Regions from separate parts of the Homo sapiens genome. Here region 1 is linked to region 2. The links are chromatin loops, found by intact Hi-C in ENCODE. Cell type or tissue: gastrocnemius medialis. All regions are shown on one strand. Links, peaks and the distances in the headings refer to the core of each region. The heading gives the core; the rest is flanking DNA.

Region 1 (16,070 bases), core at 3,094-11,093, 80 kb after region 2:
AACCTTTTCGTTGCACTGTATGATTTTGTGGCCAGTGGAGATAACACTCTAAGCATAACTAAAGGTAAAAGGGTTGTGGGCAGCTAGTGGTGGTTGCAGGAGATAGAAATCTGGGAATTGCGGTTTGACCTACCACCCTTTGCTCGTTAAAGGAGCAGCTTTGAAATCTGGACTGCAGGGATATCCAAAACAACAACTGCATGTTTCTAAGGGAGTCGACTCTCCTTAGAGGAGTTCTTGTACAATAGCCCTGGGCAAAAACAGAACTTGCCCTATTTTTTATACTGAAAAGGACAGCTGGACAAAATACTGAACGCAATTTTTCCCCTAAGAAAAAGCATTATTTCCCTAAAATGTCTTATATTAGGAACAGAGCACTTGAATAAACATAATTGATTTATAAAAACTGAGGCTATACACTTACCTATCTGTTCAGTACAAACAGGAAGCTTCAAATGTAAACGTGAATTCTCATACACTTATAAATGCATATCTTTATGTGGACTTGTTAAAATGAAATTGGTATTTAGGAATTTGGAGATTTTTAGTAGTTACACAAGAATCAATGAAAAAGAACGAAGCTGGTTTCCAAAGCTGATATGTCTGATTTGGTTCCTTTCTTCTCAGGTGAAAAGCTCCGGGTCTTAGGCTATAATCACAATGGGGAATGGTGTGAAGCCCAAACCAAAAATGGCCAAGGCTGGGTCCCAAGCAACTACATCACGCCAGTCAACAGTCTGGAGAAACACTCCTGGTACCATGGGCCTGTGTCCCGCAATGCCGCTGAGTATCTGCTGAGCAGCGGGATCAATGGCAGCTTCTTGGTGCGTGAGAGTGAGAGCAGTCCTGGCCAGAGGTCCATCTCGCTGAGATACGAAGGGAGGGTGTACCATTACAGGATCAACACTGCTTCTGATGGCAAGGTAGGGGACCCTTGGCAGGGGGCGCTGATGGGCCCAGGGCAGGGGAACCAGAGGTCCTGCTGTCGGATTGATAAATTATTGCAAGAAAGCTCAACCAAGAAGATGTTTAAAGAATCTTTCAGGTGGGAGTCATTCCATTAGCCTTATGAAGACCCTTTATTGAGGATCCGTTCTGTGATATTACAAGTTCCTGGGACTGGTATGATTCTCTTATTGTCTTGCTAGAGTTTTGTTGTTAGCAAGTTACTTAAAATAGGAGGAATATCTGTTGGGTTTTGGACACATTTTTTACAATAAGATTCTTCCTTTAAAAAAAATATTTTATAATGATAGAAATCATCCCCAACGAGAAAAATTCAAATAATAGATAACCTTTCTTAGAGCGAAAGACCACTTTACTATCCCCTCCCCCACAGACGCCTGGCACGTGGGCTTCTTCCTGCGGATGAACACATTCATGGAGAGGTGTGTGGACATACGTGCATACACGCATGCAGTTTTCAGTGAAAACCGGGATCAAACCCACAGCTTACCAAACCCAAAGTGTGGTGTTGTAAGGGAGGTGGCCTATATGATTTTGTGGTCTTCATATAAATAATCCTTAAGAGTCCATAAAGAGAAGGGAGGAGTTAACATTGACTGAGGTATTGCTATAATACCTGCATCTTTGCATTAAAGAAAGGGAGGCATAAAGAGATCTTGCCCGATGTCAACCTAGTGAGTCACTGATGGAATAGGCTTGGATCCCACAGTTTATTCTACTGCACCAGGCTGTAGTTGAGGTACAGTGTTGATAGGTGGTCCCGATGGTGTATGTTTGTTTGTTTGTTTGTTTTTGAGATGGAGTCTTGCCCTGTCACCCAGGCTGGAGTACAGTGGTGCGATCTTGGCTCACTGCAACCTCTGCTTCCCATGCTCAAGTGATCCTCCCACCTTAGCCTTCCGAGTAGTTGGGACCACAGGCGCACACCACCATGCCCAGCTGTTTTTTGTTTGTTTATTTGTTTTGAGATGGCATTTTCGCTCTCATTGCCCAAGCTGGAGTGCAATGGTGCGTTCTCGGCTTACTGCAACCTCCACCTCCCGGGTTCAAGCATTTCTCCTGCCTCAGCCTTCCAGGTAGCTGGGATTACAGGCATGCACCACCACACCCAGCTAATTTTGTATTTTTAGTAGAGACAGGGTTTCACCATGTTGGTCAGGCTGGTCTCAAACTCCTGACCTCAGGTGATCCACCTGCCTCAGCATCCCAAAGTGCTGGGATTACAGGCGTGAGCCACCACGCCTGGCCGTTTTTGTATTTCCAGTAGAGACAGGGTCTCGCCATGTCGCCCAGGCTAGTCTCAAACTATTGAGCTCAAGCAATCTGCCCTCCTCGGCCTCCCAAAATGCTGGGATTACAGGCACGAGCCACTGTGCCCAGCCTATATTTTTTAAATAGTATGTAATGCATGCATATGGTTAAAAAAAATCAAAAGAACAAAATGAATTACAGTAAAAAGTAATCGTCTCCTAATTCACTTTTCCTGCCCAGAGGCAAGCACTGGTACTAGTTCCTTCTAGAGTTACCTGGACACAGATGGATGGTATATAGATGTTTATGTGGATGTTTATATTCAAAAAGGCACGCAAATGATACATGCACGCGAATGCATCATGCTTCTCCCGTGTGATAATACACCTTCGAGATTGTTTTATGGCAACAGGTTTAGAGCTGCCTCATTCTTACCAGTGACTGTGTACCGTGGATGGACTGTCACTTATTTCAGTAGTCCCCTGCTGGTTGACTTTTAGGTTGTTTCCAATCTTTAGTTATTGTAAATAATGCTGATATGAGGTGGCTTTCAAACCTTTTCAAAAATCTGGTTCTGCTGTAAGAAAAACTCATTTTACACCACCACCCAGCCCTCACAATATAACAAAAGTTTCATGAAGTCTTACCTACCCTTACTGTATGTAACGCACTCTGATAGTTTGTATTTCATTCTGTTCTATTTCATTTTTTAAAAATTCTGGTTGTAATCCACTAAATTTATTTCATAGACTGACTAGTGGCCCATGGCCTGGTTTGAAAATGCGTTGCACGTGCTTCTTTATGTGGGTGTAAGTGTGTGCAGATAAGTTGCCAGAACTGACTGAAGGTTATGTGCATCACCAGGTCACCCTCTATAGAAATTGTACAAATTTGTTCTCCCACAAACAATCCATGAAAGGGCTTGTTTCCCCTTAACCCACACCAACAGTTTATTATTAGACATGTAAAAACACCTTTGTCACTCTGACTGGTAAAGAATGGCATCTCATTATGTTGAATATCCATGTGGCATATTTTGGGTCATCTTTATGCCATTTAGTAAATTCATCTTTTTCCTACATGTTAGAAATATACCAAGTGTATATGTGTATCTAGGCCTGTTGACCTCTCTGTTCTCTTCCATTGGTCTGTCTATCCGTATGCCAGTACCAAACTTGTAATTGCTATGGCTTCATACCATGTTGTGGTATCTGATAGGCTAGTCCCCACTTACCTTTTTAACTTTTTTTTTTTTTGGCTGTCTTCACACATTCACTTGTACCATATGAACATACATATACTTCCTTTTTAATGTTCTTATTTTTCTTCACATCCCAAAGTCTTCTGGCTGAAATCCTATTGCCCATATCTGATGCTTTCCACCACTGCAGAATTCTTTAGTACCAACACTGCAGTGTGCGTGACGGACAAAAGAGCCTGTTATCCCTGTGTGACTAGACGTGGGCCTGTCAGCTTGCTTTTTGGGTTATTGTTCTTATCCCAGAGGTGGAGCTGCGTTCTTCCATTCTGAGGGACGTACTTCAGGACATTGGGCCCTTTGAAAGAGCCTTCAGACCACAAGGGTACCTTTCTAGTGAATCAGAACACCAGGGTGCACCGCCCATGGGGGGTGATTTTCTGGAGCAGACAGCTTGCTTCCCATGTGTGCTATTTATCCAAGGCAAGTCATGCTGCACCGAGATAGTCACTTGAGGTTTGCACCGAACAGGATAATGGTTTCTTTTCCCTAGAGCTGTTTAATCAGCAACCTTGGAACAGATGCAGGCAGGCATGATCTAGTGTGACAGCTCATTAGCTAGGGGTTGATCTAAAATACTGTTCAAATGGGCAAGGAAAGGCCTGCGTATGGGATATGTGATTTGCAGAATTTGAGATTCATCCAAAGAGGGAGAATCTGCCTAAGATGCCTCTGTCTAAAAGCTAGTATGTGCCAGGTGGGTTTGTTTCATTCCAGGTAGAGCACAGGGAGCTTATGTGACCAGGCAGTGTCCACCATTGGGCAACACATCACACTTCCCTTGGCGTCTTGCCTCCTCCCTCCCCGTCTGGCACAGACTCTCCCATCAGCCGTTTGGGCACCTGGGGACTTCTGAGCCCACAGCGTCATCCAGCAGACCGTCTGCGGAGGTTCCTTCCTGTGAGGGCCGCACTCGAGGGGGTGTATTGGGTGGGATCGTATCACTGGAATGAGTGAACATCGTTAGAGGGAGCTCCCACAGCTATGCGTGTGACCGTGTGGCTCGCCGCTGAAAAATGCTGCTCACATAGCAGAACTTCGATGCAATCCTTTTTGGATTTCTAAGGGGAAATTTTAAGACCGATAGGAGGAATAGGCTGGGGTTGAATAAGTTTGGTTCTTATTTTTAAATTAGCTCATCTTTAGAAAACAACTGAATTTAGAAGATTCTTCTGTAAGGCCCCAAAGGATTTCTTTCTGCCTCCCCGCTCTTGGCTCTTATTTGTGTCTCTCCTCGTGTTCTGAGCTTTTCAGCAGCCCTTGTGGGTCATCAGCCGAGGACCATCAGCTCGGGGCCCAGAGCTGGGGACTGGGAGTTATGAGCTGGACTCTTGAAGGGGCCAATACTAAACCGAGCCGTTGCCATTTCCTAGGAGCCTTGACAGGCTCAAACATCTCTGGGTACCCGGGGATTTGACTGTCATTGTTCTGATCCTTTCCCAAAGTTGTAACCCTCTGTTGACATAGCGGAATTGAAGATTGATTTTTCTTCACCACCTTCTGCCTAAAGTTCTTAGTTCTGAATGTGTCCACACCTCATTGACTTCTATGAGATGCCCCTGTCACGTTCCTCGATTCCTTCTAGTCCTTAATAGAGTCTTTCCTTTTCTTGAAAGAAATTTGCCCAGTTGACATTTATTTTCATCGTCTGCTGAAGTGACAGATCCAAGGCCCTAAGCTTCAGCAGAGTTGCAGGAAGGGACCATTTACACAGCCTCTTAGATGTTTAAGGTTTACCCGCCCTGACAGTGGCTCAGCAGGCGTAGGCCTCCTGGTGAAAAGCCGAGCACATGGCTAACCTGCTCTGGTGGAGGGGCTTTGGACCGTTCTTGTGTACTGCGAGGCTTGCCTTCCTGCTGGTGTGTGAGCAGCTCTCGGGGGAACTTGCTTCCTGGCTGAGCAACCTGTAAACAGTATGTCTGAGGTGGGACTCCCGGGCCCAAAGCAGCCAAAGGTTGCACAAGTCTAAGCTCCGTTAGGCCTGTCAGTGTGGCTGTCAAAAGAAACGCTGTTTCTTTTCTTTCTTTCCTTTTTTTTTTTTTTTTTTTTTTTTTTTTTGAGACAGGCTGTCACCCAGGCTGGAGTACAGTGGCACAATCTCGGCTCATTGCAACCTGCGCCTCCCAGGTTCGAGCGATTCTCCTGCATCAGCCTCTCAAGTAGCTGAGACTACAGGTGCCCACCAGCATGCCCGGCTAATTTTTGTATTTTTAGTAGAGATGGGGTTTCACCATGTTGGCCAGGCTGGTTTCGAACGCCTGACCTCGTGATCTGCCCTCCTTGGCCTCCCAAAGTGCTGGGATTACAGGCGTGAGCCACTGCTCCTGGCAAAATGCTGTTTCTAAGCGTTTCTTTGACAAGTCCCATCCTTCAGGTTCATGCATGATTAGGGAGAGGCAGCAGCCCTGACTGAGCACCTGAGTGTTCATGGAACCAGGTGCATAGCGTAATGACATGCCATTCATGACACTACTTTCTTCCCTGAACATGCCATGAATTCCTGATGATTACACAGTTCCCCAACAAGTGCTGCTCAAAACCTGGAACTAATCAGAAGGAAGCACCAGCCTTGACTGTTAGTGGGACACGGGGAAGATGGCTGTGAACCAAATATGCGGTGCCTTTGGGGGAGAATGGTTTTAGTATTTAGTAAGTGTCAGTATGTAAGTTTTATGTTGAAAAATGAACTAAGTCACAACAAGGTCTATAAATTTAATTATTGAAAAGGATAAAGTTGGGCCATTCAGTGAAACCTCCTGTAACTGAAGTCTCTAACACAGTAGCCAATGGGGGAATCAAATGAGCCCAAGAAGAAATTCTGCGTAAACTAGGACTTAGGGGAGCCCTTAGCATTCCACTTTGGAGTGAAGGAACCCGATCCGCCAGTTGGGGAACGCTCCTTTGAGGCCCATGTGCTTCCTGCTCCGACGGGAGAGAGGGATAATGAGACTTGCTCCCAGGTGCCCTGCCCTGGAGCCCAGCAGGCCACACGGGCTCTTTGACTCTGTACTGTGCCAGTGATTTCCAAGATGGGAGTGGTGCTCTGATTGCAGGAATGTCTTCTTGGAATGGCTTTTCTCACTTCTCTAGAGTCCTTGGTAGGGAGCACATCATCAGCTGAGCTAACGTGAGAACAGGGGTTGGAGCACTTGCCACCGGCAGTGAAGTAATCGGACAGCTGACAGTCTTTTCCAGAGGGTCGGGGATTGGGAGCTGACCCCAGGTCCCGCTCCGTTTTCTTTGTGTGCAGCACTTGTGTTGGTGACCAGCAGTGAAGAGAGTGCGTGGACGTCACCGTGTGGTTATGAAGCTAACGGCAGCCCTCAGCGGTGCCGACTTCCGCTCCCCGACACATTCCTGTGTGCACGTTCGTGGGTCTGAGCGTGACTCATGGTGTGTGTCCCTAGAGCAGTTCACTCAGAGGCTTCTCTTCCGTGCTCTCAAGAATAAAAGCAGGGCCGCCACATCCTGATAAGTCTTGCCATTCAGCGGTCCTGTCTTGCAGAGGGATAAGCCAGTGTCCCCAGGCCACAGTCCTTACACCTTGAGCAAGTTCCCCAGAGTGAAGCAATCTTTCTAGACAAGTTTTGCGTTTCTCAGAATTTTATTTTAGTGATATTGTTACCAAAAGATTGTAACCCCAAAATGTGTGCCTTTGGCTTGCCTGTTTTAGGAATTCACTTGTGTTATCTCCCCAAGCAAAACAAAAGAAAGAGAAACCTTCCTGTTGACGAATCCTTTTTACCTTCTTGAGAGTTGTCAATGGGACTAACTTGTATATTTCTTTGCTACCTTCTTTTAAAAACATTTTTCTTATTTACTATTACAGACGTATAGTAATGGTGCCTGACATAACCCACAGCCAAAGGCCTTGGCCTTGCTGTGTGTATTTCAGGCTTTTTCTTCCCTTTTCTTTTTTTTTAAGTAATAAGATATTACAGTTATAGCTGAAGCCTGATCCTGTTCCCTTTTCTCCCTCTCGTCCCAAGCATCACCACTGTCCCAAATCTGCTCCTTCTTCCCACATCTTTGCAGTTTGGGCAAGTCTTCTGAATGCCTAGTCATGATTTTAAGTCTTCTTTCCACCTTCAGTGATGGTTGGCTACCCTGAGCAAGCCAGTAGATTCAGTTATGTGCCTGGAGTCCAGATGTTTTATGTGGATTTTTCATGTGGAATTGTTTTTGGTAAGGAAGTATTCCCTTGCCACACCAATGAAAAGAGAAGAAAACAGGTAGCTGGCACCCACTGCATTGTTGCTTTCTGCCAGCCTGCTCCTTCTCCTTCCTCTCCAGCTCTGTTGTGTCCAGATGCAAACTCTACATGCAGGGTTTGACCCTAGGTCCTCACCTGCTGTAGCTCTCACACGGGGACCGAATGCTCTTGTGTCGTAAATCCTTCCTTTTGCTTCCTCGTGTTGGATGTGTTTAGTGGTTTTCATCTTCTGGTCACTATTTCATTCTAGGTTTATCCCCTTTAAATTATAAATTAAATGAATTCTTCGCTTTTCCTACCAGCAACTACCCACCAAGTTCTACCATGTGTTAATTTAATCAACAGTTATTTATTGAGTACTTATTACATGTTGATTTCCTGTTCTCAACATTGGAATGAAGACAGCTTAGGGTTCTGCTTTCATGAAGCTTGCATGCTCTTAGGTGGAGACAGACAGTAATTAAGCAGATAAACAGGAAATTATGAGCTAGTAGTGGGTCCATTGCTGAGAAGTAAGACAGGTGGTAGGATGACCCGTGCCGTGTGATGACTTTAGATTGGGTGGTTGGGGAAGACTTCACGGACCTTAAAACTGGCCTTGGAACGGGAAGCGAGAACTGGGCACGGAAGATGAGGGAGTGGGAGATTTCAGGCAGAGGGAGCAGCAGCAGGTACAGAGGCCCTGAGGCCTTTTATTGTGTCTTTTTGCTTGAGCGAGTAACTTAGAGCACACGTAGAGAAAGACAGCAGAAGTGATCTTCTAAACACTCTGTCCTGTGTGGAGAGCTCCTTATGTGAGATTTTGCTGTGTAGTGAATTAAGGCTCAGCCAAACTGGCTCACGTGAGCTCTTTGAGCTTGCCTGTCTCTGTGGGCTGAAGGCTGTTCCCTGTTTCCTTCAGCTCTACGTCTCCTCCGAGAGCCGCTTCAACACCCTGGCCGAGTTGGTTCATCATCATTCAACGGTGGCCGACGGGCTCATCACCACGCTCCATTATCCAGCCCCAAAGCGCAACAAGCCCACTGTCTATGGTGTGTCCCCCAACTACGACAAGTGGGAGATGGAACGCACGGACATCACCATGAAGCACAAGCTGGGCGGGGGCCAGTACGGGGAGGTGTACGAGGGCGTGTGGAAGAAATACAGCCTGACGGTGGCCGTGAAGACCTTGAAGGTAGGCTGGGACTGCCGGGGGTGCCCAGGGTACGTGGGGCAAGGCGTCTGCTGGCATTAGGCGATGCATCTGCCTGGAAGTCTACCTCCTGCCTGCTGTCCGAGGGCTTCATTGGCGCCACGGAATTGACTTTTCCGTCTTATATCATTCCTGTGTCTTTGTAGGAGTGGAATCATTCTCATAGTCCGAGTGTGTTTCCACATATGGTGAGAGCTGACAAGCATGGAGGGGTTTTGGTGTAAAAAGATTAGTCATTTGGAGAGGTTTTCTCATTTTATGGCAAGGTTCTTTTAAAGCCGTGGATTTCCATGCTGTTCGTGCGGCATGGAGATCACTTCCTACCGAGAGTTAAGGAGGAAAAAAAGATCTCTGAGTTTTGAAAGAAGATTTAACCAAAATGCATTTGACTCTTCTGTGGATTTTTGTTGGCTGATTTGGAAGGCAGGTGCCCTGGGCATCCCCAGTGGGTTCCAATTCTGCAGCTGCCCAGACTCCTGCAGGCAGAGGTGGAAGTGTCCCCGCTAGAAAGGCATCCAGGAAACTCGCTTTTGACCAACTCAGATACAGTCTGGTCTTTCTTGTTAACTGGGACTTTACCCTCTCCACTAATGAATAGTGTTTGTAGTTTCCAGGCAGGTTTTTTTCTTCTTTTGAAGTTCTTTGAAACCCTTAGGACGCCAAGGGAAGGAAGTTTTCATTTTCAGCCCTTTGCATTCTTCAAAATGTGATCCAGGCTTTTCCCTGTGGCGAGGGTGTCCCCTAGTGTTGACTTACATTATTTCCACTTGTTTTAAATGAACTTTGATTACCTTGACCTGTGCACAGAAATCAAGAGAGGCAGCCCCTTTTTAGAGCTGTTAGAAAAGAACTGAAACATCCACCTCTGGGAAAAATAGAGTTTAGTTTGTGCATGTGTCTCAGAAGTCAGGTGCACACATTGAGACTGGTGCAGCCACATGCCTGCCTTTTAGGGACTCCTTGACTGACCTGATGCCTTCACCCAAAGGCATAGTGAAATGGGAAGTATGATTTCTGACTGGTATGAAGTGGCTGCTTTAGAGAAAAGATCACATTCTTTAGTCCTAGAAACCAAAGGTGGCTTCCTGATGCTCTTATTCAGCACGTGCCTGTCTTTGAGGCAGGACTGGCACTGGGGTGGGGGCATGGTTTGGGGTTACCTTAAGGACCCTGGATATTTCTCAGATAGGACTTTTTCTTTTCTTTTTTTGAGACGGAGTCTTACTCTGTTGCCTAGGCTGGAGTGCAGTGGCATGATCTCAGCTCACTGCAACCTCCGCCTCCCCAAATTGGCGATTCTCCTTCCTCAGCCTCACGAGTAGCTGGGATTACAGGCACCCGCCACCACACCCAGCTAATTTTTGTATTTTTAGTAGAGATGGGGTTTCGCTGTGTTGGCCTGGCTGGTCTCAAACTCCTGACCTCAAGTGATCTGCCTACCTCAGCCTCCCAGAGTGCTGGGATTATAGGCATGAGCCACCACACCCGGCCCTGGACTTTTTCTTAATTGAATAAATATTTATCAAGTTCTTCACTTCTATTTGACGGTTCCTGGGCTCAACACTGGATTAGAAAATGAATGGGACAGAGTTCTTCATCTGAGACATAGGGTGGTCCAGGTAGTAGGAGGAAGAAGGATTGCAGCGCAGCAGTCCTCGGGACACCACCAGGGGGTGAACGAAGGAGGGACGGGGGAGCTGTGCAGGTGCCCCAGCTCCTTGGGTTGCACAGGGTTGAAGACCAGACCCAAGAAATGGGGCCTTGACCAGCTCAGCAAACTGAGAATGGCCTAGATTTCAGCACACTTTCACCAGGATTTGTCAAATGAAGGAAGATTCCAAGCGCAAAATACCCTAGATTTCAACCAGTAAAAGCTTGTCTGAAAACTTCCAAGATCGGGTTGTACAACTTGACATTTGAGGAAACGCTACTTCAGTAGATGGTGCTGTGGCATTGTTTTCTGAACAACTGAAGGAGGAGACTCCAGAGAAGGGTACCTGCTGGAGACCTGTGTGGTTTGTGGGGTGGGTTTCTTATATCACTGAATCTAAAGTGGGTGCCTTTCAGAATGTGCTTTACTAATAATGTGTTACTCTGCTTTTAATTATACTTCTAATAATTTTTCCCAAGAGCCTAATTAACTTACGATCTCACAGTTGGTAAAGAATTACAGGATGTCATTGCGTGGATTTCTGTGGGCAGTCACCCGGAGTGGTATCTAATTAGGGAAAAGGCAGTATGTCCCTTTCTGGAAGTGTGTTAACTGAAAATACGGTACTAAGCAACTGCTAAATAAATTAGCCCTCCTTCCTCCTGGCCGTGCGCAGAAACATCCCTGCAGTATGTTGCCTATTTGTCAAATAAGATTAGTGTAAATATGGGGCATTTACCTTTGCTATAGAAGCTGAAATTGCCAGGCACGGTGGCTTACGCCTGTAATCCCAGCACTTTGGAAGGCCAAGGCTGGTGGATTGCTTGAGCCCAGGAGTTAAAGACCAGCCTGGGCAACATGGCAAAACTCTGCCTCTACAAAAAATACCAAAAATCAGCCAGGCGTGGTGGTGCGTGTGTATTCCTAGCTACTTGGGAGGCTGACATGGGAGGATTACCTGAGCCCGGGAGGTTGAGGCTGCAGTGAGCCGTAATCGTGCCACTGCACTCCTACCTGGGGAGCAGAGTGAGACCCTGTCTCCAAAAAAAAAAAAAAAAAAAAAAGCTGAAATCCTTGAGTGGATTCTAAATCATGGCAGTGGCTAACATTCAGCTTCATCGTGCCCTTGCTGTGTGCCTGGCAGAGACCTCTGTGCTTACTACATGTCGCATCTCATTGAATCCTCACAACCTTAAGATCCTTCCAGGTTGAGCATCCCGGACCCTAAAATCCCAAATCCTAAATGCTCCCAAATCCAAAACTTTTTGAGCACCGGCATGCAGCTCAGAGGAAATGCATACTGGAACATTTCAGATTTTGGATTTTCTAATTTGGAGTGCTCATCTGGTAATATAGTGTGGATATTCCCCAATCTGCAAAGATCTGAGCTCCGAAACACTTGTAGCCCCAAGCCTTTCAGTTAAGGGACATTCACCCTGTATCAACATTTTAATGCTGAGAAAATGGAAGAGAGAGAGGTTAAGTGACTGACCTGGCATCACACAGCCAGGAGTGGCAGCATCAGGATTTGAACTGGGGCACTCAGCTCCAAAGCTCAGCTCTTCTTTTTTAAAATTGAACCCAGATTCTTATTTCTCAAATACCATAAAATATTTACATAAGCCACAGTTATGCCTTTTAAAAAAAAATCACCTTTTCCCCCCACTCTCCCATTTACTTCCTTTGCAGTTTGTGGCTACGATCTACCTTCCTCTTCAAAACCCTTGAAAAATCCTTGCAGCCTTGCCCAAGCGTCCTTCCCTCAGCCGATTTTTGGGCCTCAGTTTCCTCCCATCCAGCCTGTTTCCTATCGCTGGCTTCTCCAAGGGCAGAGCCAGAGTCCTCTTTTGCCAGCAGGGGGAGCAAGGGCCTACTTTTAACCGCAACTCCATAGTGAACAAGTCAAGCAACCTTGGGTCATTCATATACCTTCCAGGCAGAAGGAAGACAGAAGAGAACAGGAAAAAAGCAGGACACTAGGCTGACCCCTGCAGATGGGAAGCTGGAATTACAGCAAAGGCTCATTGATTGGGAACTGCACCCTTGAATTTTGATAGTATTGGGCAGGACATAGTCTTGCTATCTGTGTTAAAGGGAGGACGTGCTTAAGAAAACCAACAGTCAAGTACAAGAAGCTCTAATTTTTTTTGAGGTGGGGGAACGGGGTCTCACTGTGTTGCCCAGCTGGCCTCAAACTCCTGGCTCAAGCAGTCCTCCCACCTCAGCCTCCTGAGTAGCAGGGATCACAGGCTTGTGCCACTGTGCCCAGCTAAGAGGCTGCAATTTTTTAATGAACTGTATTCAGAGTTTGTACATCAGTGTCTTTTTTTTCTATGAATCAGTTCTCTAAGTAATAGAATTTGGAAAAGACCGCTGGTGATCTAGCTGTGGCATTTAGATTGACTCATGAGCTAACTGACAAATTTACTACTTAAACAGTGGAAAATAATGTGCAGGATATATTTTTTTGAATAGGTTGTCCCACCCTCGAGTTCTGTGTCTTTCCTGAGTCCGCATATGTGAACCTTGTTTTAACCAGGTGACAGCATCCCATAGGCACGGATCTCTGTCTTCTGTTGTCCACATCATGTGTCTTGGCAGTTGTTCCTTATTGATATACATAAGGTTGTCTTGTTTTTGTATGGATATATTTTAACATGTACCAGTGTTCAGTGGGCCTTTCTCTTATTTCCAATATTTTGCTGTTCTAAACAGCAGCACAGTGATTCCCCTCATTTGCATGTATGTGAAACTATCCTGGTGGGTCCGCTTCCAGAAACTACTGGATCAGGGACCATGTGCATTTATGGCCTTGACCATACTGCCAGAGTACCTTCCAAGGAGTTTGTGTCATCAATTTGCACTCCCCAGTGGTGTTGAGAGAGTGCCTGTTTCCTCCACCCAGCACAGTGTGTTTCGGTTTTATTTCTCCCAGGAAATGGGTGTTAGTTGGGGAGCTCCAGAAAGAAGCCGAGAAGAAGGGCAGTCGTACCCTTGGCAGTTGTACGCAGTGGCTCTCTGGCCGCACAAGGAGGGCTCGGAGCCTGCTGTTGCCAGGTTGCACTTGCTCTTGCAAGACAGGCATTCCTTGCAGTGGGTTCTCCTCTGGCCAGGGAGATGAGTTCTGGGGGCTCCTCTACGAGGTGGTCTCTCCTGGGCTTTCCTCTCGAGCTTCAAGTCCCACCTCTGGAGTGTGAATCGCCTTCCTCAGTCTAACTCTATCCCTCCAGTGGTTTTTTTTTTTTTGCTTTTTGTTTTTGTTTTTGTTTTTTTGAGACAGAGTCTCACTCTGTCACCCAGGCTGGAGTACAGTGGCGTGATCTCGGCTCACCGCAAGCTCCACCTCCCGGGTTCAAGCAATTCTCCTGCCTCAGCCTCCCGAGTAGCTGGGACTACAGGTGCCTGCGACCACGCCGGCTAATTTTTTGTATTTTTAGTAGAGACAGGGTTTCACCATGTTAGCCAGGATGGTCTCGATCTCCTGACTTCATGATCTGCCCTCCTCGGCCTCCCAAAGTGCTGGGATTACAGGCGTGAGCCACCACACCCAGCAGTCTCTTCAGTGTATTTAGCTGTGTTGATCCTGATTCATCTGATGGGTGAAGGAATATTGGAAATAAGGATAATCCCTGTGGTGTTTCACTGTGCCTGTAACCTCTCTCACCTAGCATTTGGTTAACCAGAAACAGATGTGGAAACTGATCTATCTGTAGATAATGGCCCTGCTCAGGGAGGGGGTCCCTGCTGAGAGCGAGACATTGAAAGCCTGCTACACAGAAACTGCTGGAAGGCCAAGCCATTTCTTTTTTCTTTTTCTTTTTTTTTTTTTTTTTTTTTCAGACAGAGTTTTGCCCAGTAGTTCAGGCTGGAGTGCAGTGGCATGATCTCAGTTCACTGCAACGGCCTCCCAGGTTCAAGCAATTCTTCTGCCTCAGCCTCCTGAGTAGCTGGCATTACAGACTCCTGCCACCACGCCCGGCTAATTTTTGCATTTTTAGTAGAGACACGGTTTCACCATGTGGCCAGGCTGGTCTCGAACTCCTGGCCTCAAGTTATCTGCCTGTCTCGGCCCCCCAGAGAGGCCAAGCCATTTTTAAAAACAGTGTTCTTTTTCATGCTGTAGAATACCTGTGCTTGGGGGTGAGCAAAAAGGAGGAAACTGATTAGAAAATACCTATGAGGGCCGGGTGCAGTGGTTCATGCCTGTAATCCCAGCACTCTGGGAGGCCGAGGAGGGCAGATCACAAGGTCAGGAGATCAAGACCATCCTGGTTGACATGGTGAAACCCCGTCTCTACTAATAATACAGAAAATTAGCTGGGCGTGGTGGCAGGTGCCTGTAGTCCCAGCTACTCGGGAGGCTGAGGCAGGAGAATGGTGTGAACCTGGGAGGCGGAGCTTGCAGTGAGCCGAGATCGCGCCACTGCACTCTAGCCTGGGCGACAGAGCAAGACTCCGTCTCAAAAAAAAAAAGAAAATACCTGTGAGATGTTGAGTCTGGGAGAATGTATCTGTGAGAAGACAAACAACCCTAGTATTCATTAAAGAACCAGCCTTTGTTTTCTACAAGCTATCTGTTCGGTCTACTCAGGAATAGAGATAAACTGCCTTAATAGTAATAAAAGCAAGCACCGCTGAGTGAGTGCTGGCCTCATGCCAGGAACTGCTCTTGGCACTCTGTGCACAAGGGAGATACTGACATTCTTTCTGTTGTGCAGATGAGAAAACAGGCTCAGAGAAGGTGAGTAACTTACCATGGTCACACAGCAGCAGAGCTAGGTCAGTATAATCCACAAGTCATTCTCTTAACCGCTCCGCCGTACCGCCCAGAATGTTCATCTGCATCTGGGCCAGCCTCGTCAGTCCGTGCAAAGAGGCCAGTTGACCCATCTCCCTCCCTAACAAGCACAGAAGAGACCAGGCTGAAAATTCATAGCTTTCACTCAAAGTGTTTCCTTCACCTCATTCATCTGAGTTAGCTTTATTTTACTATATAAAGAGAATTTTCTTCAGCAAAATGATAGGAATTTTTTTAATGAAAGTAAAGGAATGTCACAGAATTGCGTCAGGGATATTTCCAGTTTAACACAACTACAAACGTAGGCTGTTTTGTTGTTGTTGTTTTGGTTTTCTATTTTGAGATGAAGTCTCACTCTGTCGCCCAGGCTGAAGTGCAGTGGTGCGATCTTGGCTCACTGCAACCTCCTGCTCCCGAATTCAAGTGATTCTCCTGCCTCAGCCTCCTGAGTAGCTGGAACTACAGGCATGCGCTACCACGCCTGGCTAATTTTTGTATTTTTAGTAGAGATGGGGTTTCACCATGTTGACCAGGTTGTTCCGGAACTCAGGTGATCCACCTTGGCCTCCCAAAGTGTTGGGATTACAGGCATGAGCCACCACACTCGGCCAGCTGTTGTTAATAGTTAAAATTATAAATTGGACAAGGTCTGATTCCAGCAGGGGGAGACAAATTCACATTGATTTTTCTATAAGAAAAGGAATTATTTGTACTTTCCTCCCTTGTGTGTTTGTGTGTATG
Region 2 (16,070 bases), core at 3,396-11,395:
AACGTCTTGGCATTGTTTGCTAATTTCAGTAATCAAGATGCTTTTTTCCCCCAATGTTTTGTTTTTGTTGCTATTGTTTTGAAATAGGGTCTTGCTCTATCGTCCAGGCTGGAGTGTAGTGGTGCAATCATGGCTCACTGAAGCCTTGACCTCCTGGGCTCAAGTGATCCTCCCACCTCAGCCTCCTGAGTAACTGGGACTATAGGTGTGGGCCATCATGCCTGGCTAACTCTTTTTTTTTTTTTTTTTTTTCATTTTGTAGAGATGGGGTTTTGGGGTTTTACCATGTTGCCTAGGCTGGTCTTAAACTCATGGGCTCAAGTGTCCTTCTGTTTCAGCCTCCCAAAATGCTGGGATTACAGACATGAGCCATTGTGCCCGGCTCCCCAATAGTTTTATTGAGGTATAACTGACATAAAATAAACTGCACATATATAAAGTATACAATTTGATAAATTATATGTATATGCCCACAAAACGATCACCACAATTAAGATAGTGAAAAGCCCATCATCCTCAGAAGTTTCCTTATGATTCTTTGTAATTCTTCCCTGATTTACCTCCTTCCCGGTCCAATACTTACCTGTTTTCTGTCACCATAAATTAGTTTTCATTTATATAAAATTTTAGAAAATACAGTCATATACTATGTACTCTTCTTTGCCTGACATAATTATCTTGAGATTCATCCATGTTTTTGGATCAATAATTTGTTCCTTTTTATTGCTGAGTACTATTCCATTGTGTGGATGGACCATAATTTGTTTATTCATCTGCTGATGGGCATTTGTTTCCCTTTTTGGGCTAATACAAATAAAGCTGCTAGAACACATATGAACATATCTTTTTTACTTTTATTTTTTGCCTTTTTCCTGCAGTATGAGCAAAGCTTTGTGTGGACATTTGCTTTCTTTTCCTTTGGGTAAATAGGAGCAGGATCGCTGGTCATATGGTAGCTGTCGATGACACTTGAGTCTTAAGGGCTGCTGTTTGGGGAACTGGAGACATAATCTTGGGCCTATGAGTAGACAGGGACTTGGAATTCAGACTGCCCTATAAAGCTAAGATCATTGATTGGCTACACTTTGAGCAAAATGATAGACTAGAAAGAATAAGCTGTTGGCAGAATATTTAAAAAAGAAACTTGCCAGGCACGGTGGCTCATGCCTGTGATTCTAGCACTTTGGAAGGCTGAGGTGGGCGGATTGCCTGAGCTCAGGAGTTCGTGACCAGACTGGGCAACATGGAGAAACCTCATCTGTTAAAAAAACAAAAACAAAAAGCAAACAAACAAACAAAATTAGCCAGGCATGGTGGCGTGCATCTATAGTCCCAGCTACTTGAGGGGCTGAGGCTGAAGTATCTCTTGAACCCAGGAGGTTGAAGCCGAAGCTGAGATTGCACCACTGCACTCCATCCTGGGTGACAAAGTGAGACCCTATCTCAAAAAAGAAAGAAAGAAAGGAAGTTAGAAAGTGGGGGAGGGAGGGAAGGAGGAAGTGAGGAAGGAAAGAAAGGAAAGAAAACAAAGAGAAAGAAACTTGTCTGATTTGGTCTGCACTTTGAGTGAGAGGAAACAAAAACCTCCCGAGATAACTTTTATTCTAAGCATGCCTTCTTTTAAACTTTGTTTGAATTTACCTGGCCTCTGTAGTTTGTGAAATTCCAAGAAGAGACATTATTTTAGAGAGATACTAGGTTGCTAGAGTTCCTAGATTACTACAGTTCCTAGTTAGCTGGCAGAAGTCAATGCATATCCTCTTGGACTATATCTATCTTTTTCTCAGTCTTAACACCAGATTCCCAAAGATAAAGCTTCTCCAAACATGATCTCACAATCCAAAACTAAGAACATGAGAAAACAAACAACCTTGCATCACAGAGCAGGAAAATGAACAGTAGAACTATAGTACTTTATAGCTTTAGATATAAAAACTGTCAGATTCAGAATATAAAATACTGGTTTAAAAACATTTAAAGAAATAAAATGTGAAATAGAAAACAAGTAAGGACTAAAATCCTATGAAGAAAAATCAAATAATTGAAAAAGAACTAAAAAAGAAATGAAAACTACGATCAGTGAAATTAAAACTTCAGTGGATGGGTTTAACAAGTTAGACACAACTGAAGAGAGATTTAGTAAACTGAGGGATAAAGCTGAAGAAATTATACAAAACGCAGCATAGAGAGACAGAAGTCTAAAATATAAGCCTATAAGGAGAGAGAAAAGAAGTCAATAGAGATAACAGATGAGAGACAATATTTGAGGAGATATTGCTAAATAATTTCCAAGAATAGTGAAAAACAAGAATCTTTAGATTCAGGAATCAGAGCAAATCCCACGTGGAATTAAAAAAAAAAAGTCTTCTCCAAATATAAGGCCAATAGAACACCAAAGACAAAAATAAGATCTTAAAAGCAATCAGAGAGAAACTGATTACCTCCCAAGGAACCCTATTAAACTCAAAGGAGACTTCTCTACAGCAACGATGGAAACCAGAAAGAAGACAGTGGAACAGTATCTTAAAAGCGCTGAGAGAAAAATTATTGTCAACCTAGAATTTTAAACTTAGCTAAAATATAATTTAGTAATGAGAGCATGATAATGACATTTTCAGATAAACAAAAACTGATGTCTCCAGCACGGTCTCACAAAGGAACTTTTATACTTTCAAAAAAGAGAAAATGATCCAAAAAGGAAGAATGTCTGCAATGCAAGAAAGAATAGTGAGGGAAAAGAAAAAGTGGAATGAATAGAGAATTAGTCATGTGGTATCACATGGCAGCTCACTCAGGAATCATAAAGCTGGCCTTGGGATAACAGAGCTAAACTTTAGAGTCCTGAGTCCTGTTAATACTCAATCCTCTGTGAAATTCAATTAAGTGAGCTTCAAGTTAACCTAAAAAGCTGTGGTGAGGCTGGGCGCGGTGGCTCATGCCTGTAATCCCAGCACTTTGGGAGGCCGAGGCAGGCAGATCACCTGACGTCAGGCGTTCGAGACCAGCCTGGCCAACATGGCGAAACCCCGTCTCTACTAAAGATACAAAAATTATCTGGGCGTGGTGGCTACTTGGGAGGCTGAGGCAGGAGAATCACCTGAACCTGGGAGGCGGAGGTTGCAGTGACCAGAGATCGTGCTACTGTACTCTAGCCTGGGCGACAAAGTGAGACTCTATCTCAAAAAAAAAAAAAAGCAGCAGCTGTGGTGACTCTTTTCTTGAGGTCTTTGGGGGCTGCCTGTTGGTGGACAGGCTGGTGTGAAGTTGGTAGCCCTGGAGGAGCTGGGGGGAGTTGCAGGGCTAGTGTAGACAAGCTACAGAAGCCACAAGGGAGGTGCTGCTTAGAGGGGGCTCTTTATTCTTTGTTTGGTTTTAATTTGAGACGGGTTCTTCCTATGTTGCCCAGCCTGGTCCCAAACCCCTGGGCTCAAGCGATCCTTCTGTCGCGGCCTCCCAGAGCGCTGGGGATACAGGTGTGAGCCACCATGCCTGGCCTCTTTACTCTTATTAATTTAATGCTGGTTTTCCTAGATCTTTGTCTTTTTTTCTGGATTTTGGGAGATTTCTTTCCTTGAGTATTTTTCACTTATTTTCTATTAATTTTTTATTTTGGCAGTCATACTTTTTAACTACCACAGCTCTTATTTAAAAAATCCTTCTCCTAGTATCACATTCTTGATTTCTGGGCATATAATCTTTATGGGTCTCTCTGAGGATATGAGTTACGGTTTTTTGTAGTTTGGATTATCTCCAGTTTCCTGAATTATCTGTTTCCTTCAGGATAATCTGTTCATCTTGGTCTTTTTCTGTGATGCTCTAGGCTTTCCTCAGCAGTCTGGTAATCCTGGTTGTCCATTCATGCTTAAGAACATGGGAATGGAAGGGGTGTTGGGAGTCCTATATATGTGGATGGGGTTGTCCATTGGCTGGTTTCAGTATTGGACTAATGAGTAGAGGAATCAAGGAACCTCTCAGGGCTTTGTGTTGGGACGCTGACACACTGCATTAGTACCTTCTAGACTATGAGCAGGGGAATCGAGGAACCTCTCAGGGCTTTGTGTTGGGACACTGACTCACTGCATTAGTACCTTCTAGACTATGAGCAGGGGAATCGAGGAACCTCTCAGGGCTTTGTGTTGGGACGCTGACACACTGCATTGGTACTTTCTAGACTGTGAGCAGGGGAATCGAGGAACCTCTCAGGGCTTTGTGTTGGGACGCTGACACACTGCATTAGTACTTTGTAGACTGTGAGCAGGGGAATCGAGGAACCTCTCAGGGCTTTGTGTTGGGACGCTGACACACTGCATTAGTACTTTGTAGACTGTGAGCAGGGGAATCGAGGAACCTCTCAGGGCTTTGTGTTGGGACGCTGACACACTGCATTAGTACTTTCTAGACTGTGAGCAGAGGAATCGAGGAACCTCTCAGGGCTTTGTGTTGGGACACTGACTCACTGCATTAGTACTTTCTAGACTGTGAGCAGGGGAATCGAGGAACCTCTCAGGGCTTTGTGTTGGGACACTGACTCACTGCATTAGTACTTTCTAGACTGTGAGCAGGGGAATCGAGGAACCTCTCAGGGCTTTGTGTTGGGACGCTGACACACTGCATTAGTACTTTCTAGACTGTGAGCAGGGGAATCGAGGAACCTCTCAGGGCTTTGTGTTGGGACGCTGACACACTGCATTAGTACTTTGTAGACTGTGAGCAGGGGAATCGAGGAACCTCTCAGGGCTTTGTGTTGGGACGCTGACACACTGCATTAGTACTTTCTAGACTGTGAGCAGAGGAATCGAGGAACCTCTCAGGGCTTTGTGTTGGGACACTGACTCACTGCATTAGTACTTTCTAGACTGTGAGCAGGGGAATCGAGGAACCTCTCAGGGCTTTGTGTTGGGACACTGACTCACTGCATTAGTACTTTCTAGACTGTGAGCAGGGGAATTGAGGAACCTCTCAGGGCTTTGTGTTGGGACACTGACACACTGCATTAATACTTTCCAAACTTTATGTTCTTCAGAGAAGACCCCTCCTTGCTGGGGGTGAGGAGGTGGAGAAGTGGGTCAGGCGTGTGCCTTGGCTGGCTGCCGCTTCATATACAGACGTATGATCCCTGGTTTTCCCCCGCCCTCTGTGTCTCACTCCCTTCCTCCACTGCACTTGCCATCTTCATGTTTGGGGCTCTTCTGGGCAGATGGGCTTGATCCTCACCTGTGAATTCCTCTGCTCTCCTTTGCCAAGCAATGCTTGCCCATCCACTTTCAGATCCCCCAGTTTGTTGAAATATCTAGTATGATGACAGCTTCTCTGTTCTCACCATTGTCGTGGTTTATACCTTTTTTACTCCTTGGCTGTAATTTAAAGGGGTCACAGGCAGGAGGGGGATGAGTGCATGTGCTCAGTCCACCATCTTGACCGGGAGCCCCAGAGGCATCATTTCAATTCCTGTGATATTATGGATTCCTACGGGTAGGAAAAACACAGCCCATTCAACCAAATATACTTTAACCCCTAGAGATTTAGCTTTAACTTGTTTAGAATTGTTTAAAAGTCCCTTGTATTTTGCAGTTTTTTCATTTTCTCCTTGAAAGTAAAAACATTTGTGGCAAATAGGGAAGAAAAACTTTCCAGTTAATCGAGAATTAGGATAAGTGAGATTTAAATATTATCAGATACTGATAAGAACTATGGCTTTTAAAGAATGTCGTCTTAGAATCAGTTTCTAATTACTTGTGTGCAGAAGAGTCCTGCAGCTGTGAGGTGATCACAGTCTTTGGCCTAAGCCACTGCCAGGTGAGTGAAAGCCAATCTGGAGTCACAGAGTGGCAGCGACTGCACCGGAGATGTGTGTGCCATTTGTTAAGATGAGTCAAATGGTAGTTAGGGCAACGAAGATCCACAGAGGGAGAAAGAAAGATACTGGAAAAGCAGCAGCACAGTTTAATAACAGTCATCGTTCATGATGGCAAGGTTGTTTACTATAAAAATTCCATCCTTCTTGCCTCTGTGCTGCCCCCCACCATTTTTTTATTTGACATTAGGGCTTGCTGATTTATGGCATAACGCAGTACATTTCACCTCTGAAACAAAGTCTGTAAAATCTTGAGATATATTAAAGTCTTTATTCCCCAACGCTAAAGACCTCATACTGTTTAGTCCTCTATACATTTAGCCCTTTATGCTTGGGGAGGGGGAGGTTATAAATTTCTAGAGGGAACTGGATTGGCAATGGTATGTTTGATGGTGAAATGCCTTGACTAAACAAACAAGGCTGCTCCAGAAACGCACACACAGCAAACCTATATGCCATATAAGTAACGTGTTATGTGGGGAGTTACTTTAGGTTTAAAACAAATGTCATACTCTTGATGCTTTTAGGTAGCTATTATCTTGGTAAGGATAAGACAGAAATATGGTGAAGTTGCATCTGATTTTGAGGGATACTGCGGGCAAACCTGACAGCTAGCTTGGTTACTAGAGGTTTAATTAGTTACAGCTGCTCTGCCATTGTATTAATAGAGCCACTCTGCTTTCAGGCACCATGGATGCCTTTTATAATTTGGATGTTCTTAAAAAGAGCACTGTGTGAAAGTGAGCAGCCCTGGGCCGGGCGCGGTGGCTCACGCCTGTAATCCCAGCACTTTGGGAGGCCGAGGTGGCTGGATCACGAGGTCAGGAGTTCAAGACCAGCCTGGCCAAGATGGTGAAACCCCTTCTCTACTAAAAACTACAAAAAAATACTCCGGGCGCAGTGGCAGGCACCCGTAATCCCAGCTACTCTGGAGGCTGAGGCAGGAGAATCGCTTGAACCCAGGCAGCAGAGGTTGCAGTGAGCCAAGATCACACCACTGCACTCCAGCCTGGGCGACAGAGTGAGACTCAGTCTCAAAAAAGAAATTGAACAGCCCATTTTGTGAACCACTTCAAAAAAAAGCAAACACATTTTCCTCTGGCTTTTGGCTGTTTTAGGAAGAAGCCATACGGTGAACCAGGTGATGCTGAGGTTATCTGGATCCAGGCCATGCAGATGAAGCCATATTTACCTTTGTGATATTGGGGCTGATCTTGGAGCTGTCTGGATCTGACCAGTCTCCAGATGAAAACTCTTGCAACTTTCGTTTTTGGATAGTGCTCACCTCGTATCTGTACTCGTACCTGCTATTTCTAGGCGAATTGTCCCCTTTCTCCTCCCTCTTCCCTCATCTCCCTCTCTCCTCTGCCTGGCTGACACCAGGAAGGAGGAGTTTTCTTTTATTTAGATAAAAAAAAGTTGAGAGGAGGGAGCTCCAGAAATGTGGGATACTCAGCACTGGAGACATTTGGGCTGGAATTCTTGTTTCCATTCTTTTCTTACCATATGACCAAGTAAGTCCAAGAAAGTAGATAGGATTCTGAGTGGGCAGTGAAGGTGGAAATGTGGTCCTAAAGAGAACGGGCAAATTAAGAAAAGATTGTTTTAAGACAGTCAAATTGTTTTGCCTGTTGAAGAAGGTGATCAGACCCTAATGAAACTGAAAATGAGGAGAGTGTTCCCATCTCCTGCCTGGTTCTAGCGACTCTGCAAATGGGTGCCTGATTGGTCTGTTGGCTCTGAAGCCAGCCTTTGCTGGATATATTCAGCCTGTTTTGAAGTTGTGCAGAGAACCTCACTTGCGTCATTCTGAAGACGCAGTGAGTCAACGCAGTCCCAAGAGAGCAGTAATGGCCCCAAACAGAAACTTGGAATGAAAAATAGCCATGGATTTAAAGACATAGCACATTCTTCCTATGACTTCATTTGGTAATGGTAAGATTAATTCACAGAAAACCCTTCTTGAGTGGCGTACCTTAAACACATGTAGAATGATTTTTTTCTTTGCTTTTCCCATTTAGCCTTTTGAAACAGGATACACAGTAGGGTGATTGGTTTGGGAGGGCACTGGTACAGTAATTCTCCACCTCTCACTTGCCCGTGTGGGTGCCCCATCCCCACCCTCAGGCACACACGCACTCTTAGCTGCTTTTGGACTCCTCCCGCAATGTCACAATAGTTTTCTTTGAACATTCTTGACCCTCAGTCATGTTGACATGCGTTTGGATTTTCAGTGGAGAAGAATTGCCAGAGAAGAATCTTCCTCTGATTTTAACCATTGACCATATTTATATATGCAGTTTCAGCTTGACTTTTAAATTGATAATCTTTTAATAGAATTCCAGATAACATCTTACTGTAACAAACACCAAGGGGATTATCCAAATTCCTATTTGAAAATATGTCTTTTATATTACCAGATTTGCCAGCTGCATTATTATCTATTAGTGTGTACTAAAAGTATATTATTTTGGCTTATTTTGAGATTAGATAATTCCCAGTGGAATTCTCCCCTTAACCATCTAAATCTGTATTTTTTTTTTCCCCATTTAGTTTCCTAAACAGTGAGGCTTCTGGGCAGGAAATGAGAGAAGAGGAGGAGGTAATATAGAATAATGCAGTGGCTTTCAAGCATTGTGACCCATATGAGGAATACATATTCAGTTATGACTTAGCATTCACATATGCACACATACATGTACGTATATACATCACATTCACACATATGCATATATGTACATATACAGCTGAAGAAGGTCTGGATTAGTACTTTTCCTTATTGTGGAGCACAGTGAGTGATATTTTCTTTTTCTTTTTCTTTTTTTTTTGAGACAGTCTTACTCTGTTGCCCAGGCTGGAGTGCAGTGGTGTGATCTCGGCTTACTGCAACCTCCACCTTCCAGGTTCAAGCAGTTCTCCTGTCTCAGCCTCCCAAGTAGCTGGGACTACAGGCATGCGCCACCATGCCTGGCCAATTTTTTTGTATTTTTAGTAGAGACGGGGTTTTGCTATGTTGGTCAGGCTGGTCTCAAACTCCTGACCTCAAGTGATCCGCCTGCCTTGGCCTCCCAAAGTGCTGGGATTACAGGCGTGAGCCACTGTACCTGGCCGATATTTTCTATTTTATTTCATTTTGAAAAAGATAGGCTGTGACTCATTAGTAGTGGATCTCATGACTAAGAATGGATCCTGACCCAAGTTTGAAGAGACTGGTAGGGGTAAATTTAGAGCCTGGGGCTCCAAAGTTTGTCTACCCAGTTTTAAATCCTGGCTTTCCCCTTAACTTGGGTGGGATCACACCATTAACCGTGTTACCCCTCTGAAGCTTTGGCTCCCACACCTGTGAGATGTGAATGTTGATAACACACACCCACCTCATAGGATTAATGAGAACATGCCAAGATATAATGCGCTGAAGGTCTTAGCATGCCTGCGCAGAGCCCCAGCATCTGTTAGCTGCTGCTGCTGCCGCTGTGGTGGTGACTGTCCTTGCTAAGATGCTGCAGCTGGATTGGCTTCGTGGGAAGTTGTGGAATTCTGTTCCCTGAGGATGTTGGGAAGGACAGATTGTACTTACCAAGAGCATTTATTGTTGTTTTTATTTTCTTAAACATTTCCAATGAAAATCATCAAACCTATAAAGTTGAAAGAACAATGCACCTAGATTCATCAACTCTTAACACTTGCTATCTCTCTTACATAGAAACATTTCCCTTTTACCAGTCCACTTGGAAATTGGCTATATACTCACGATAGCCAAGAACAAGAACACTCTCTTACACCATCACATCATTGCCACACTTAAGGAAATCCACACTGATCCAGGAACATTATTTGATATACAGTCCATATTCAGAATCCTCCAGGTATCAGTAATATTTTAATTATGACCCATTTGGTGAATTTAAGATGGATTAGATGGCCTGTGGAGTTATTCATGGAGCTGAAGACTTCTGTGAAGTAAAAAATAACCACCCAGTGTTAAGTGTAACTCTCGTGTGGAATATTAAATCAATTGTGTGTTTTTTTTGGCATCCTTGATGTGAACTCTGGAGACCTGATGAGATGGAGGCTGTGATTGTTTACTCTGTGTTAGCTTGGACACTTAGCTTGGCAGTAATCACAAGAGCTTTAGGGAGTGCATCCTTTGCTAGTTCATAAAGATGTATTCTGATAACGGGGGACCAAAAGGATATATCCTGAATTGCAAAGTCGAGCAGTAGATTACATTTGGATTTGAATGTAAGTGGCTGTGAATTAGAAATATTTGTTGGAATTAGAAAGTGTCTAGGTAGGAATGTAAGGTCTCCCCTCAAATTGAGAATGACAAGGCTGTCTTCTAAGGACAGAATTTAAGGTGAACACTGTGGAAGTTTGTGCATGTGTTTTTTGTTTGTTTGTTTGTTTGTTTTTTGTTTTTTTTGTGACAGAGTCTCGCTCTGTCGCCCAGGCTGGAGTGCAGTGGCGCAGTCTCCACTCACTGCAACCTCTGCCTCCTGGGTTCAAGCGATTCTCCTGCCTCAGCCTCCCGAGTAGCTGGGATGACAGGCGGGCATCACCACGCCCAGCTAATTTTTGTATTTTTAGTAGAGACGGGGTTTCACCATGTTGGCCAGGCTGGTCTCGAACTCCTGAGCTCAGGTGATCTGCCCACCTCGGCCTCCCAAAGTGCTGGGATTGCAGGGATTAGCCACAGCACCCAGCTTGTGCATGTGTGTTTTTAAGAAAACGTCCACAAGGTAAGGAAATTCAAGCAACCAAGAAAAGACGCTTGATAAACAGTAAGTCCCATCTTGCTAGTTTCTTCTGTATTTCTCCAGGGCCACTTTAATTGATTCTAAAATGTACATTATTTCTCATTTTTAAAAAAAATCTCTAAAATCAGGGTACATCTTAAAAGCAATATAATGCCATGGTTTAATTGGCACATGATTTAGTGATACATAAAATAAAGGCACCTCTTGCAGTGGCATCTTCGATTTGAAGAAGTATAATATTCTACGAATATACAAATTTCTGTGTTTTTTTGTCCCCCCAACCCCTGCCCTTTTAAAGACATATAGTAATATAGTGGGGTTATAGGTTTATATACTGCTACTTAGCTGTGCAGAGAAATTACAGCATTTAAAAAAATCACCAATCTGTCTTCCTCATAAGTCATCATCTAGAAATGGGGAGAAGCAAAGAGTGGTATTTTGGCCAGTTAATAAGGTCTTATATTCTTTTGGCTTAAACAGTATCTTTTGGGTAAATTCTGGATTTTTTCATATATCCTGCCATCCCCCATTAAAAACCAGCATCTGGTCTTGGGGGATTGTGAGATTTTTGTGGAGGTGAGGGAGGCCCTGGCCTATGCTTGCTGCCTTTGCTCATCTAGTCTGGTCTGGTCTGGTCCCTGGGCCTTTCGCAGGTATCCCCTGAAGTGTGGTTGGTGGTCTTGAATTTTTTTCTTTTGTCTCCATCAGGGCCAGGGAACTGTCCTTGCTTCCTTTTGGTACATTCACCCTGCAGCAGATGTCATGGCTTCCAAGTGGAACTTCACTCTCTTTCTTACTAGTTAAGCTACAGGAGGCTTAGAGTGCTAAAACCGAGATGCTTCCCCTGCATAAGGCCATGCAACACGGCCATTTTATTCTGTAGCCATCCGTGTTGGGATGAGTGGAAGGTTGCATCTGCGAGGTGGTCTTCTCCTAGAGTTTCAATTAGGAAGTGGGGCAAAAGCCCCAGTGCCTTCCCTTCAACCTGACGACCAGTCTACCCTCTCCCCACCTGTGCTAGTTATCAATTTCTTGCTTGTTATCTCCAAATCCATTCTGCTTTGCCATGTTTCGTGACATGGGAACTGGACTCTGTCAACAGTTTTCCTTTGCCTGCTGGCGAGGTGTTAGGCTTTGTCAACAGAGTGCTGGAGGGACATGGCAAGGTCATGGTGGGAGGAGGGCGTCCTTTCCCAGTGTGCTGATTTTCACTGGTGAGTGAGTATCAGTGGACTGGCGTGCAAGATGCCCAGAAACACATATCAGCCATCATAGACAGCCCAGTGGGTGGTACCGTGCACCAGCTCCAACCACACACACCCTGCAGGGAGTTTCTCCACCACGTGGTGGGCTGCTGCCCTGGGCCAGCTCTGGATCACGCCCTCTGACAAGCATGTTTGCCACCGGCATGCTGTGTGTTCCTGTGGAGCTGTGCCCTTTCTGAAGAGTCTGAATCTCAGCTTTGGGGTTGGGGGAGGCTCTCCTAAGTTCTTAGTTCCTCCCTCTTCACTCTACCTGCCCTTTTTAAGACACATAGTAATATAGTGGGCTCTAAGTAGTAGACACTTTGTTCATTTGCTACTTCTGTACCCCTGGGTCCTCTTTTACTCTTCTGTCATTTGTTAAAAATCTCGGCCGGGCGTGGTGGCTCACACCTGTAATCCCAGCACTTCAGGAGGCCAAGGCGGGCAGATCACTTGAGGTCAGGAGTTCGAGAGCAACCTGGCCAACATGGTGAAACCCCGTCTCTACTAAAAATACAAAAATTAGCTGGGCATGGTGGTGCATGCCTGTAATCCCACCTACTCAGGAGGCTGAGGCACAAGAATCGCTTGAACCCGGGAGATGGTGGCTGCAGTGAGCTGAGATCGTGCCACTGCACTCCAGTCTGGGCGACATTCTGGAACTCTGTCTCAAAACTAAAAAAAAAAAAAAAAAAAAAAAAAAATCTCCTGTGGGACTTCAGTCTGTGGAGGTTATTGAGTGATGGCACAGAAAGGCCAATCCCAATAAAAGAAAATGGAAAATGTTTATTACTTCCATTTCCAAGAGGGGAGCATGCCACGCCACACCACACAGGCACATGGGGAAGCACCATCCACAGGGCAGAAAGGAGCTGGGGGAACGCCCAGGCCAGAGCCTTTGTTGGGCTTCTGTGGGAAAGGCCAGACAGGGCCAGGGAAACATCTGAGGATTGGCTATTTTGGATAATTCTGGGGGGCCCTGGGGCAGAGGGCCGTCCCTCGTTGTCTGGTTCCTAGCTCTGGGTGATTTAGGGTAGGAGAAATATTGGCTCTGTGTGTGAGAGTTAGATAAGGAGGTGGTTCAGAGAATGGGCTCTGGGTGGCAGGGGAGACGGAAACAGCTTTGGCTGTGTGTGAGTTTGACCCTGTGATTAGACTAATGGATGCCAAATAGATGAATACAGAATCTCAGAAAACACAGAACGCTCTCTTAGCAGTATCTACTTTTTGTTAATAATTCTTTTATTAAATTTTCCCTATTGAAATGACTGGTGTGGTTTCTGTCTCCTGACTGGTACATCACCTCTTCCTCGGAATTTGCGGGCAGGGAAGTGATGATACATGTTTGACTGCCTCCTACTCTTTGCACCCTGATGTGAGGGAAGGGCTGGACCCTTCTACATCTTTCTGTCTGGATGAAGCTCCTCTGCTGTCATTTCCTCCTCCTTCCCTAGTGCGGCAAGCAGCTCTGCCAGCTTGTCATAGAAGGGCATTTAAGTGACTTTGCCAACACAAACAGTACTGCAATGAAGATATGCCACACTTTGCAATTAGTTATTCACTTTAAAGTTCTGTTATGATATAGTAACTTAATAAGTGAAAAAAACATCTTGGACCAATAAGGATGGAAGAAAAGTATCGGAAAACTAGTCAGAATTAAAATAAGGACTAAATCACGACTTTTATTTCTGTGATTTCTTTTTGTATTTTTGAAGCTCTTTTCTTAGGTCAGGGCCACCATGGCTTTTTGTTGCATTGATCTCTTTATCATTATATGCTGTTTCTCCTTAGGCTCTGCAATATTCCTTGCTCTGAGTCTACTTTGTCTGATAGGCACTTCAGCTTTCTTTTGATCACGCTTGCATAATACACCTTTTCCCATCCTTTTACTCGTAGCCTGCCCGTGTCATTGCCCCAGTGGGGAACTGCTGTTGCTCTTTACTTGGAGCCAGGCTCATGGTAAGAGGATGGGGACTTTCTTGGTTCTCTTAGTCTGACTCCATCTTAGGCAGGTACTGTGTGCCTGGACTTCAGGATAGGGCTTTCTTAGCATTGTGTGCTTTCACCCTCCATGCCACCTGGACTCTGCCTTCTGTGTGTGTGTTTGTGTGTGTGTGTGGTGTGAGCTCCCGTGTGAGAGAGAATTTCCCACGTTTCCCCCCAACCCCACCCGAAGCTGACTTTTGCATTGTATCAGTGCAGAATCCAGCAGACGATCATATTTGCTGGTACCTCACCCCCAGGAGCAGCAGATCTTTGCCTGGGTCCCGGGGACAGGGAAGGTTTCTTGCCCTTCCCCCAGTGGATTACGGCTTTTGCATTAGGTCTGAGAGAGGGGCTCAGGAAGGAGGCAAGATTTTACCCGAGTCCGGTATTGAGGGGTGCTCTCTCCAGCCTCGTGCTCTGCTCCCAGTCGTCGTCACGAGCACCTGGTAGTGGCCCATGGAAAAGGGTTTGCAAGTGAGTTCAGACAGGAATTCTAGTGTTACACCAGCCCATGCTCAGCTCCATAAGAATTCATTAAAAATTGAGATGTTTTCCCGTCACCTGTTGACATGGCAGCCTCATCTTCCTCCTGTGCTCTGTGAAGGGTCACAGGGTTTGCGTGTCCCATTTCTCCTTGGAGGGATTTGTCACTGATTAGAATTCAGTTCACCTGATGGCCTTGTGGCCTCAGCTCTCTGATTAGCTCAAGAAAAGTTAGGATTTTGTTGATTATCTGGCTTTTTCTTTTTGTTGGGTTGAAAGTTCTCTTATGGCTTTCTGCATCTTAAGCAAGGGGAGTAGAACTCTATTTCTTCACCTGTCCCTCAGCAGAATTATGTAAGTAAAATAAAATTTAGGTTCCTCACAGATCAGTGCAGTTTGCTAATACAAATACTGTATGTATAGTTACTCTGTTTTCCACATCCACCATTGGTTTAAGTTTGAACACCCCTGTTTTACTTTGTATTTTGAAATAATTTCAAACTTACAGAAAATTTACAAGAATAGTACAGAGAATTCCTACATGTCCTTTACTTAGTTCGAGTCATCAATTTTTAACGTATTGCTACATTACATTTGCTTTACCATTTCCCCCCTTCTATATGTGTATGGGTATAAAATTTGTTTTTCGGAATCATTTGGGAGTAGGTCACAACATTTTGTCCTTTTATCCCTTAATATTTCAAGTGTATGTTGTAAGAACAAGGATCTTCTCTTATGTAACTATAGTATAATTATTAACTTTAGGAAATTTAACTTTGATAGAATATTTTTATTTAACCTAAAATCCGTATTCCAATTTCCTCAATTCTCCCAGTAATGTCCTTTCTAGCAATTACCCCCTTGGGTGTAGGATCCAGTCCTGGATCATGGATTGCATTAATTTGTCATGATCTTTAATATCCTGTAAGCTGGAACAGTTCCTCAGTCTCTCTGCCTTGCATGACATTGGTATTTTTCAAGGACATGGAGCAGTTATTGTATAGAATGTTTTTCAATTTTGGCTGGAACATTTCAGTTTCAGTTTGTTTGATGTTTCCTTACTATTAGATTCAAGTTACACATTTCTGTTTTAGAATATTACAGAAGTAATGCTGTATCTTTCTCATGGTGTTACATCCATTTGCATACCTTGTCTTTCTGCCTGTCGTTAATGATATTAATTTTGATTATTTAGTCAAGGTACTGTCTGGTTCCTTCATTGGATAGTTGCTAGTTTTCCTCTTGCATCTATTTGCTTTTCGGTTTTTGTTTTTTCCCTTAACTTTTTCTCCCTGTGATTTCCTGAAACCTCTTGCATCTAAAAAGCAATCTGTGGGGAGACATTTTGTGACCATATAAGTAACCTGCTCCTCATGAAACATAAAATACAAACCTTGGGTTCTCTTAGAGTGGAGAAAGGGATCAGTGATCCAAGACCGTTTCTCATAAAGCTAATACCTCAGAGAGGCTACACCATCAGAGAGAAAATGTACGGGGGAGAAGCACATTACACAGTATCAATCAGAAAGGAATATTTCTGTCTGAGCTTTCACTTTGAGTGGAGGGCAAAGAAAAAAAATCACATGAGAACTTGTGGCTGCTGACCAGCTGCTCCCACATGGGTGTAGAAACTGGTTTTATCCTATCTGTGTGACCTCCAATAGCTGCAAGTTGGAAATCTTGATTTAGAGTGGACCTAGGTTTTTACCATCCCTGGGTGCTTGACAAAAGCAAGTTTAAGTCTTC

The links. Hi-C counts contacts between places; a loop is a spot of excess contacts. Peaks named below come from ENCODE experiments on the same cell type or tissue, not always from the same donor. Only the 100,000 strongest peaks of a DNase experiment are listed, where the experiment ranks them.
Region 1: it touches region 2 in a loop (6-fold over the local background); 90 of 110 quality-filtered maps call a loop at or near these places.

What each region holds. Positions count from the first base shown.
Region 1 is chr9:130,854,174-130,870,243 of GRCh38, forward strand. ABL1 (ABL proto-oncogene 1, non-receptor tyrosine kinase) reads left to right here. Exons shown (of 11, transcript NM_005157.6): 2 at 1-64; 3 at 628-923; 4 at 8,590-8,862. Among named protein-coding and RNA genes, the nearest start is that of ABL1, 27 kb to the left of the region's middle. RefSeq lists enhancers at 5,555-6,404, 6,405-7,252, 8,314-8,814, 8,815-9,315, 12,303-12,804 and 1 more. In gastrocnemius medialis, for the core only: CTCF peaks have their summits at 6,775 and 9,613 (motif pointing left); DNase peaks (open chromatin) are centred at 4,308, 5,391 and 6,818; H3K4me3 peaks cover 542 bases; H3K27ac peaks cover 4,393 bases.
Region 2 is chr9:130,773,397-130,789,466 of GRCh38, forward strand. It overlaps LOC124902288 (a long non-coding RNA gene), which reads right to left. Exons shown (of 3, transcript XR_007061823.1): 3 at 9,272-9,398. It also overlaps a transcript of ABL1 not described here. Among named protein-coding and RNA genes, the nearest start is that of ABL1, 54 kb to the right of the region's middle. In gastrocnemius medialis, for the core only: no CTCF peak of the experiment used is centred there; DNase peaks (open chromatin) are centred at 5,805, 7,635, 7,985 and 9,345; H3K27ac peaks cover 4,433 bases.